Regions from separate parts of the Mus musculus genome. Here region 2 is linked to region 1. The links are chromatin contacts, found by Hi-C or POLR2A ChIA-PET in ENCODE. All regions are on one chromosome and are shown on one strand. The core of a region is the stretch at or near the end of the contact, and the rest is flanking DNA. Distances in the headings are between cores, read along the strand shown. Region 1 has its middle 31 kb from the start of Mir6935. Region 2 holds the start of Actg1 (actin, gamma, cytoplasmic 1).

Region 1 (5,478 bases), core at 1,919-4,418:
GTGTCTTCGGGTGGGCATGTGCACTTGAGTGGAGGTGCCTTCCAGGACAAGAGAAATCACTGACATTTTGAGCTGGATGTGTAGAGCTTGCATACTCCCTCACACAGGCCCTGAGAACTGAACTCAGGTCTGCTGCTTGTGTAGCGTGCATCCAGCCACCCCTCTGGTCCCTGAATGTTTAAAGTATCCTTTCTCCTTGGTTTACCTTTCTTTCTTTGTTTTTGAGATGGTCTTTCTCTGTAGCCCAGACAGGCCTTGGACTACGCACCTCCCACCTCGTGAGCGCCGAGATCACAGGCCTGCATCACCAGGCGCTGTCACATTTGAAGAATTTTTTTTTTCGCGATAGCTTTCTACATTGAAAATGTATTAAGCCGGGCGAGGTGGCGCACGCCTTTAATCCCAGCACTCGGGAGGCAGAGGCAGGCGGATTTCTGAGTTCGAGGCCAGCCTGGTCTACAGAGTGAGTTCCAGGACAGCCAGGGAAACACAGAGAAACCCTGTCTCGAAAAAACCCAAAAAAAAAAAAAAAAAAAAAAGAAAGAAAGAAAATGTATTAAATCCAGGCAGAGGTGGTGTATACCTTTAATCCCAACATTCAGGAGGCAGGGCCAGGCAGCTGAAGGCCAGCTTGGTCTACAGAGTGACCAGGATTACAGGGCTACACAGAAAAATCCTCTCTCCCTCAACAAAACAAAACAAAACAAACAACAACCACAAAGACAAAAAGAGAGAAAGAAAATATTTTAGCAATTTTTTATCTTTGTTTGCTTAAATTAAACATTTTCTCCTAATTAATTTTACTGTGATATTCTTTTGAGATAAGGTGTCATGTAGCCTAGGCTGCCTCAAATCTACTACACTGCTGAGAGTAACTCTGAATTCTTAACCCTTCTCTTTCTACCTAAAGGTTCTAGAATTCTTTCTTGCAGGGGAGGAAGGCAAGCAGACTTGGGAGTTGTGACTGGCCACTGCTAGAGCAGGCTTGACCTGTTTTCCCTCCACTGTGGTATTACGTGAGCCTTGGTGAGCTCTGGTTAGACCCGGAAGCCTCCGGGCAGCTCCGCAGCACAGCGTTGGCTTCCTTTTTGTCCATTCCCCACCCCCACTCCCCACCCCACCCCCCACCCCCCCGGGAATGTTAGTGAAACACAAATCTTGCTGTTTGCGTTTGGTGGACAGTACAGACACCTTTGTCTGGTCTGCCTGGTTTTGTCTTCTATTCATTGCTTTTACAAGAGCAGGTTACATGCTGGTCAGAATGACCCACCATAAAGAAGTGGTCCTGAGGTCCCAATGAATCAATGTCTATCCGTATTTTTGACCTTCTCACACGAATACGCAATGTGCTCTGGTCACATTTATTCACCTCTGTCCCTCACTGTAAAGGACAGACATGGCTTCCATGTTTCTCTTTTTCTTTCCCCTCCTTTTTTAAGTTATAAAGAAAACATTGATTTTGACTCTTGATTCTGGGTCAGGGTTGGGAGCAATGTGCGGGGGAGCCTCAGGCAGCACAGGGCGAGACATGCTGAGAGACAGGAAGTCAGTCCTTCATGCTGTGACTCTGGAGAGGCATGTAGTATCTGGAGTCCCAGCAGCCACCTCGCCGCCACCAGGGAAGGAGGGAAATCAGCACCCACAGGTGTTGCAGGGGAAAGAGCAGAAGAATCTGGGACCCCGCCCGACGGGACAAAATCACACCGCACCTCTAACTACCTCAATTCCCAACCCCTCACCCCATCGATAATGTGAGAAAAATAATTCTTGCAAACTGAATCCCTGCTAATTGGCTCTCTGTAACCAAACTGACTAGCGAGCAGCTTCCTGGACATGCCTCTGTAGAGGACACCAGCCCCTGTTGGGAGCTTGGGGCTTGCAGAAGCCGGGGTTCTGGGGAGCTATGCTACAGCATGCAGGATTCCTGTCTGTAGTTAACAGATTTCAGCTCGGGGTAGCAGAGTGAGAAGACAGTCTGGGGACAAGATAAGGGTGCCCAGCGAAACCCTGGGGAGCCGTTTTCAGAAAGTGAGTATCCACCTGGGCAACAAGCAGCCGGCGTCCACGGTGGCCCGGCCTCTGCCACGATGTTACCTCGGCACTAGGGACCCAGGCTCGCAGACAACTGCTGCTTACCCCAAGACACTGAGCCCTCACCAATTGGGAGTGACCTTTTCCTGTTTAAAAGCAAGTACTGAAGTTGGTCAGGAGCCCGCTTTCTTGTTTTGTTTGGTGTGCAGCTCCAACGCAGGGCCTGGAGCTTAAGTGTTAAACATCAGCGTACACCTCCAGGTATGGCTTCTCTTCCGTTTTCTCAGCTCTGCCCTTCACACTCCCCTCTCCTCGCTCCACACACTGCTGGCTCGGCAAACAGCAAGCGTGGACCTCCGAGATTAGAAGGAACAAAAGCCTGGGGCTCCCAGCAGCCCTGCGGGCAAAGAGAACTTCATTATGATTGGGCGAGGCCGGGATTGCCTGAACCAATCACAATGCAGGGTAGGCAGGTCTGCTCTGGTTGGCTTGTGCTGGTGCTGGGCAGGATGGACGCCCAGCAGCTACTGTCTGGTCCGCAGGACGTTTTGGGAGACAGGAAGCAAGTGGTTTTGCCCCAGGCAAGCCTGAGAGTGGACCTAGAGCCAGTTGCTAACGTCAGTTCATTTCGTCCCGCTCACTGACCAGTTAGACAATTAAGTCCCGCAGCCTCGATGCCTTGCTTTTTTTTTTTGCCTGTGTGGTGGGGTTCACAATGCTGGGAGCTGTGTGCTAACTTATGTAAACGAGTGAGTGTTAATATGCGCGAGCCAGTGCGCGCGCGCGCGCGCACACACACACACACACACACACACACACACACACACACACACACACCACACAGCCACTGAGCCCTCACCAGAACAGAGGGATGGATGTCATTATTATGCCCTCCAGTCTCCTAACTGTGAACAATGCCTTTTTTCTCTATAAAGTGAGCCCATCTCCCATATTTCAATATAGTAAAGAAAAATGCTCCAATGCAGATGGCGTGTCATTTCTTTATTGCCAGGCAACAAATGACCTTACAACCCTGGAGCTTGAATAGACATCTGTTACCTCACACAGTGTTTGAGAGTGGGCAGTCGGCAGACTGGGGTGGTTTTGGCTCAGGTTCTCCCATGAGGGTGTGGCCGGGCTGGGGCTACAGTAGCTCACCCACTGCCAGGTGCAACCTATGTGGAAGAGAGGAACCAGAAACCATGGCAACCTTCATAGCTGGATTCCATGCGCATTATCACTCCTGTGGCCACAGACACTGTGGGAGGGTAGATGTAGGCAGAGCGGGAGCACCAAGATGCTGCAGTTTCTGTGTCCACCTATGTTGGTCTTAATCTCTCGGCATTCAGTTTTGTAAGGAAGCGCCAGGTTTTGCAGCAGTTTGGGAATCACACCCCAGAAGGCGAAGATGGTGCGTGCCCAGCCCTCTGTGGGAGGTCCCGCAGTTCAGTCCACTCGGGCCCACCCAGTGTATTCCAAGACCTGCATTTCTTTTTTTCTGTTTCTTTTTGCTGAAAATGCCCACATTGGCTGCAAATAAAAACCTTGCCTGGACATGTTGACTTTGTCTATCATGATGATAGATTTTAAGGAATGGGTAGGATCCAAGCTCTCCCTGTGAGCCACAATCAAAAACTTGTCAGCCTCAAGGAGGGTTCGGGGCTGTACCCTTACCCAGATTGCACAGTTTTACGAAAGTGAGATTGCAGCCACAGGCTGCAGGCAAATGAACTCACTGGCAAGATTGTACAAGAGGAGGCTATCTCAGGGGGTGGGACCAAACGAACAAGAGGAGGCTACCGCAGGGGGCGGATGCTAAACAAGCGTCAGAATCCGGGAATCCCTACAACTCCAGGGGCCTATGGCGCCAGACACTTGAGGATCAGGGGTTAGATTTTCAGCTATCTGTCCTGTGAAGCCTCCGAGGAAATAAGTCAGTCTGCACCACTTTAAAACAAACAAACCAACAACAACAACAACAACAACAACAACAACAAACCTAGCCTGGCGGTGGTGGCTCACACCTTTAATCCCAGCACAGAGAAACCCTGTCTGGAAAAGCCACAAACAAAAACAAAGCAAAACAAAACAAAAACCTAAATTAAATATGTCCACATAGGACAATCTTGAGGCAGCAGTGAGGAAGGGAGGGTGGGGAGTCAGACAAGGCTGTCAGTAAGTGTTCTTGGGAGTGCTCTGGCTCCCTCCCACTGACCACAAGGTCCTGCAGGCCCGTCCTTATGTGAGTCTAACTGCCTACACCAGCTTAGTGTCCTTGGTCAGCCATAGACCAGGCTCATCCACAAAGTGTCACAGAAACATCAAACAATAGCTGAAGGGGGGGGGGCGGGGAGGCGGGAGGCAGGAAGGAGGTCTGTCTGTCCAGAAAGCATCTGTGGGCCCACTCCTGGCCAGAGTGGTAATGTCCTTGTCCTGTAGGGTCTGCTTAGTTTCTGCACACAGCAGTGCTCAGAGGAGGTCTGTCTGGTCCTCCTGCTCTTCTTCCTTTGTGGGAAATTTCAGGGGCTGGAGTAGCAGGTCCAGCATCCCAGGTCTGCCTTTTCCCCAAGCAGGCCCTTCCAGAGTCCCCATGGGACAACTTCCTTACACCGGGAGTGTTTGCCAACTTGGCAGATAAGTAACCACTTGTGACTGAATTTTCGTTCTTTCTTTTGGGGAGGCTATGAAAAATCTTTGATAATCTTTGCTCATTTCCTACTAAGTGTCCCTGTTTTCCTTACTGAAGAAGGACCTTCTAGAATATTTGTTCCTATTTAGTTAATTTTGAGACAGAGTCTGACTGTGGAGCCCTGGCTGGCCACAAACTCCCAAAAAGATCTGGCTGTCTCTACCTCCTGTGTGCTGGTGGTATTTGTCTCTCAACCGCTTTGGTGTGCAGTTTGAAAGAAGCTAGCTAGCTGTGGCTTGAAAAAGGCTTTACATTCAGGCCGTCTGTTGTGTGTCAGATGCATGTAAGTGACGTGGGTCTACCATTCATGCACCTGCAGAGCCCAGAGGTCAATGTGGGCTGTGCTCCTAAAGGGCTTTGCCACATTGTGTTTTTTTTCATTTATTTGGTGTGTGTGCATGCATATGTGTATATATGTGTCTGTGCATGTGTGTATACATGTGTGTGTGTGTGTGTTTAGTTTAGAGAATAACTTGCAGAAATCAGTTTTTTCTTCCATATGTTAGTTCCAGGGACTGGGCTCAGGTTACTAGGCTTGGCAGCAAGAGCCTTTTTCTCTCCAGTGTTCTGTTTTGTCTGTTTTTCTTTTCTTTCTTTTCCTTTTTTTTTTTTTTTTTTGAAACGGGATTTCTCTGTGTAGCAGCCCTGGGTATCCTGGAGCTCTCGTTGTAGACCATACTGGTCTTGAACGCAAGCCTGTCTCTCCATCTTATTTTTTAAAACAGAGTCTCTCCTGCCAGTTTCCACACTTAGCCTTT
Region 2 (5,478 bases), core at 1,501-4,000, 33 kb before region 1:
GCAAAGGCCTAGACAGGAACGTGGACTCCAGTTATTTAGACGTTGAGCTCCTCAGACTTTTACAGTTCCCTTTTTATTCTGGGCTTTTAGGTTTACTTAAAAGTTTCAAAGACATCAGAGGAGTTCACTCATTACACTGTAACGTCAGCTCCCTTACTGAGGGTAACCTTGGCATACATTCCAAACCTGGCCTGATGCTCCCGGCCTTTTCACTCTCTTCTGTTCTAAGGTTAGGTTGACACCCCTGAGGGCAGGAACAGTGGAGACCATGTTTCTCGTTCCCGTTGCCTAACAAGGAGAAAGTGAGTATGAAGTGCCTTGGTGGGCGGAGCCTTGCTGGAGGATCCAGGTACCAAGCACAGAGGTGACCGGACTCTCCGGGGAATCCAAAGTGGCCGCAGGGAGAAGGAAGTGACAGGTTGCAGTGACCACCTGGGAGGGTGTCGGATGGAGCCAGCCTGCAGTAAATCTCCCCAACTCTTCAACTGCTGCATTAATCCACCGGAATATGAAATAAGATGCAACAACGTCACAATAAAAGCCGACCAAAGCCAGCAAAGGAAAAATGTTTTTTATCATTTCTCTAGACTGAGTCTTTCTTTACAACGGAGACACGCCCACTTCTGGCAGCCCTGCAATCGTGAGCCTGCAGCCCTGGCCTGCAGGCTCACGGAAGCCAGGCATTCTCAATTCCTGCTCCAAGTGGGGTGGGGCCGCCAACTTCCACAGCAGGCAAGAACAGCCCGGACCTGACCTTGGGCGAGGCCTCCCTCACACTGCCCAGTTGCAAAACTGACAAATCACAGCGCCTCCTTCTCGTGCACCGCGTTAGGAGGCCGGGCTGCGGCTCCGCTCCGGCGGGGCTGGGGCTACCCCTCCCCCGCGTCCCCAGGGAGGGCTGCGTCTCGGATCCCAAGCGCACAGGCGAGGGTCTCCGCGCGCACCGGCCGGAACCGCCTTTGTCCTGCGGGCCAATGGGTAGCCTGCTTGACTAAATAAGGCGAGGAGCGCGGCCCGGCGCCCCGTCCGTTACGTCCGCCCCCGTGACTCAGGGCGGCCACTGGCCTCCCGGCGGCGGGCGGAGCGCGGGTCGAAATCGCCAAATATGGCCGCGCGCCGCCCGCCGCCCCTGCCCCCACCCGCACACCTGAGTTGCACCTTGGTCCCGCGGCGGGACAAGGCGCCCCCGCCGGGGGAACCCGGCCTTACATGGCCGTTCCGTGCTCGCAGCGCCTTCTGCACACAAGCAGACAAAGGCGTCTTAAGAGAAGGCTCGGATTTGAGGGCCAGGCCCCCGGCAGTACTTCTTGGGTAGCCATGGGCGTGTCAGAGGTGTGAGTGCTCACCGAAACCTTCCACTTTCCCCACGACTCTCACCCCCACCTACAAGTGTTAGTTAGCTGTTAGCTCCTGTAGGCTCATGGTGGGGTCCTGGAGGTCCAGCCCTGCATCCCCCTCATGGGTGGTGCTCCCATTTGACAGGCACCTCTGTACAACCACAGGGCCAGCGCCCTTCTTTCTAGGCCTGATGTTGCACAAAAGGTGACTGAGTGTTGGCACGGGTTTATGGCCAGCAGGTAAGCAGGGCAGGCTGCTTGGTCCCCCTGGGTCTTGTGTTCATGTCTCAGATGGGGAGCTGACCTTGCAGGGCTGCCTGAGAGCGCCTGTGCATAGGGTGGGAGTGGCACCCCGTACCTGCTCGAATCAAGCTCTGTGCCCTGTGACCTTGGAGTCCCTCACCTCACTGCTACCCTCCGCTTCATTCCACAATGAACCATTCCAGAAGCTTACAAATAAAACCCGGTTAACTCCCGTGCCAGCTTTCTCTTCAGGCACCATCTAGGACGGCAGCGCCACGACCCTGCTAAGGGTGACAAGTTTCCAAACAGCCGGGAGAAGGGCAGCGAGGCCGGCCCGCCCCCCACGCCTGTCCGGAGGGGACTAAGGCCTAAGCATTCTGTGCCCAAAACCAGTTTGACCCGGACTTCATAATCAGTGGAGAGGAGTCTCGCCAGCTGACCCACGCGGGGGGCGGGGCTGGACCATCCTGAAAGTCGGGAGACTTCCCCTGCCTCAGTTTCCCTACAATGTGTCCCGCAAAGCCAGCATAACACAATGCCCACTCACACCACCACCACCACCTTCTTTGATGCCCAGGGACACCCAACCCCGTGACGACCCCTCCTCCAATAAAGGGACATGGCTGAAGTGGAAGAACTGGTGACCCTCTCCCACGTGACTGGGATGTGATGGCCGCTCCCCGGACCCCCGGGAATCCCTCCAGCCCGTCCCCAGCCAGGCACACACGGACCCTGTAGAGAAAGGTCCTGGGGGGTGTGCGGGGCACAGGATTCACATAGGGGCGGGGGCCACGGGACTCACCCCAGATCGGGGCGCGGCCCGCCCCGGGCTTGGCAGTTTCGGGGCGCAGCCCGGGCCCTCCCTGCTACGCGGCAGTCCCGGGGCAGGGCAGGGCCGATCGCACGCACGCCACTCGCCGAGACCCCCGCGAGCAAGAACCGGGCCTCCCGGGGTCGCGAGCGCGCGGGGGCGGCGCGGGCGGGGCCGTTGGCGGCGGCGCGGGCCAGGGGCGGGCGGGCCCGGGCCCCACGTGTCCCTGGCGGGCGGGCCAATAGGCGCCCGGCTTTTGGAAAGATCGCCATATATGGACATGTTCTGGGGCCGCGCGCGCCCCCGCCCGCGCGCGCGGCCCGCTCCCGCTTAAATAGCGGCGGGGGAGGCCGCGGTCGGTCTCACACTCCGCCGCCGGCTTACACTGCGCTTCTTGCCGCTCCTCCGTCGCCGCCGCGTCCTTCGCCGGTAAGCTGCCGCTCCCCGGGCTTGGCCCAGTGACTTCCTGTGGCCCTTTCTTCCCGCTCACCCTGCCTGCCGCACCGCTGCGGAGCGGAGCGGAGCGCAGGGCGCCTGACGGGTGGGCCTGGGTCTGCAGCCGCGGCTGGGGGCAGGGCGGGGCCCGACGCAATGCGCAGCCCCTCCTCGCCGCGGCGGAACGGGGCGCTGCCGGTAGCCGACGGTTACGCCGCCCGGGGTGGGGACTGCACTCCTCCGGGGTGGCTCGGCCCTGGCCGAGGACATTTTCTGAGTTCGGTGAGGGCTGCGCTAATTCCGGGGCTTCTTCCTGCGCAGATCGCAATGGAAGAAGAAATCGCCGCACTCGTCATTGACAATGGCTCCGGCATGTGCAAAGCCGGCTTTGCTGGCGACGACGCCCCCAGGGCCGTGTTCCCTTCCATCGTAGGGCGCCCCCGACACCAGGTTAGTTGAGAGGAGTGGCCTCCCTTGTGTTCTCTCTGGGCCCGGGTCGCGCGGTGGGTGGGGCGAGTCTGACCGCGGCCTTTTCTCTCGCAGGGCGTCATGGTGGGCATGGGCCAGAAAGACTCATACGTGGGTGACGAGGCCCAGAGCAAGAGGGGTATCCTGACCCTGAAGTACCCTATCGAACACGGCATTGTCACTAACTGGGACGACATGGAGAAGATCTGGCACCACACCTTCTACAATGAGCTGCGTGTGGCTCCTGAGGAGCACCCGGTGCTTCTGACCGAGGCCCCCCTGAACCCCAAAGCTAACAGAGAGAAGATGACGCAGGTATGCTTGAGCCGGGACCTTGCCTCCCCTTGGGCGTGACGAGTCATTTTGTGTTGTGCCTCATTTCCTGACATTCAAGCGTTTCTTTGGTGTTTCTAGGGTTCTGTTCCTCTTCTCCTGGCATTTCCTCCCTGAAGCCTCCAGGTTTCTGTTTGCGTTTCTGCTTGCGTTCTGTTCTTTTTTTCTTCACACATCACATTTGTGGCATGCAGCATGCAGAGTGTGGGTGTGGGAGGCTCAGGGCCCCTGCTACTCACTCACTCAGGTGTTCTTTGTCTTTCCACAGATAATGTTTGAAACCTTCAATACCCCAGCCATGTACGTGGCCATTCAGGCGGTGCTGTCCTTGTATGCATCTGGGCGCACCACTGGCATTGTCATGGACTCTGGTGACGGGGTCACACACACAGTGCCCATCTATGAGGGCTACGCCCTTCCCCACGCCATCTTGCGTCTGGACCTGGCTGGCCGGGACCTGACAGACTACCTCATGAAGATCCTGACTGAACGGGGCTACAGCTTTACCACCACTGCTGAGAGGGAAATTGTTCGTGACATAAAGGAGAAGCTGTGCTATGTTGCCCTGGATTTTGAGCAAGAAATGGCTACTGCTGCATCATCTTCCTCCTTGGAGAAGAGTTACGAGCTGCCCGACGGGCAGGTGATCACCATTGGCAATGAGCGGTTCCGGTGTCCGGAGGCACTCTTCCAGCCTTCCTTCCTGGGTAGGTGTCCACAACATGATTTAGGAGCCAAGGGGCTCTCAGAAGGGATGGAACACACAGAATGTAGTGGCTAAATGAGCTCTGTTCCCTAGGCATGGAGTCCTGTGGTATCCATGAGACCACTTTCAACTCCATCATGAAGTGTGATGTGGATATCCGCAAAGACCTGTATGCCAATACAGTGCTGTCTGGTGGTACCACCATGTACCCAGGCATTGCTGACAGGATGCAGAAGGAGATCACAGCCCTAGCACCTAGCACGATGAAGATTAAGGTGAGTGGCTACCACCCGGCCTGAGCTGGCCTTAGGACCTGTGGCTGGGAAGTGGGACCCACAGGAAGGGCATGAGTGCTCATTCAGTGTTTTTCCTCCACAGATCATTGCTCCCCCTGAGCGCAAGTACTCAGTCTGGATCGGTGGCTCCATTCTGGCCTCACTGTCCACCTTCCAGCAGATGTGGATCAGCAAGCAGGAGTATGATGAGTCAGGCCCCTCCATCGTCCACCGCAAATGCTTCTAGATGGACTGAGCAGGTGCCAGGCATCTGCTGCATGAGCTGATATTGAAGTATCAATTTGCCCTGGCAAATGTACACACCTCATGCTAGCCTCATGAAACTGGAATAAGCCTTTGAAAAGAAATTTGTCCTTGAAGCTTGTATCTGATATCAGCACTGGATCGTAGAACTTGTTGCTGATTTTTGACCTTGTATTCAAGTTAACTGCTCCCTTGGTATATGTTTAATACCCTGTGCATATCTTGATTTAGTCCTTAGTTCATGTGGCTCGGTCACTTGGGGGCTGGGGAGAGCACGCTGTAGATGAGAAAGCCCCAGCCTGGTGGATCTCTGTGAGCACCACTGAGTGATCTGTGCAGGGTATTAACCAACAGCAGACTTCCAGGATTTCCTGAGGCTGGCAAGGGTTCCTGAACCAGTTACCACTCCTTCTTGCCAGTCTAACAGGGTGGGAAAGTCCGAGCCTTAGGACCCAGTTTCAGTTCTGGTTTCTTCCCTCCTGACCACCATCGGTTGTTAGTTGCCTTGAGTTGGGAACGTTTGCATCGACACCTGTAAATGTATTCATTCTTTAATTTATGTAAGGTTTTTTGTACTCAATTCTTTAAGAAATGACAAATTTTGGT

Evidence for each region. Hi-C counts contacts between places; a loop is a spot of excess contacts on that map. ChIA-PET counts read pairs that join two places held with the same protein, here RNA polymerase II (POLR2A).
Region 2: a map of heart shows a loop between it and region 1 (12-fold over the local background). The contact joins the promoter of Actg1 here to the enhancer-like site in region 1. A Hi-C loop is called at or near these places in 12 of 37 maps with a recorded cell type or tissue (Patski, T-helper 1 cell, T-helper 17 cell and 6 more). POLR2A ChIA-PET finds 5 or more read pairs at or near these places in 3 of 5 experiments (Patski and embryonic stem cell).

What each region holds. Positions count from the first base shown.
Region 1 is chr11:120,313,228-120,318,705 of GRCm38, reverse strand. No RefSeq gene overlaps it. Among named protein-coding and RNA genes, the nearest start is that of Mir6935, 31 kb to the left of the region's middle. RefSeq lists an enhancer at 1,280-3,833. Within about 2 kb of position 3,168, at least 3 of the 3 ENCODE cell types and tissues checked have a DNase peak (open chromatin) inside an H3K27ac peak, as active enhancers do; they include gastrocnemius, heart and left cerebral cortex, where a contact is called at or near this core.
Region 2 is chr11:120,345,767-120,351,244 of GRCm38, reverse strand. It overlaps Actg1 (actin, gamma, cytoplasmic 1), which reads left to right and starts at 2,750. Exons shown (of 6, transcript NM_009609.3): 1 at 2,750-2,820; 2 at 3,148-3,276; 3 at 3,370-3,609; 4 at 3,896-4,334; 5 at 4,427-4,608; 6 at 4,712-5,478. The coding sequence starts at 3,154. The coding sequence ends at 4,855. Mir6935 (microRNA 6935) reads left to right here and starts at 3,832; the gene lies at 3,832-3,895. It overlaps 0610009L18Rik (RIKEN cDNA 0610009L18 gene), which reads right to left and starts at 2,567. Exons shown (of 2, transcript NR_038126.1): 1 at 2,383-2,567; 2 at 55-488.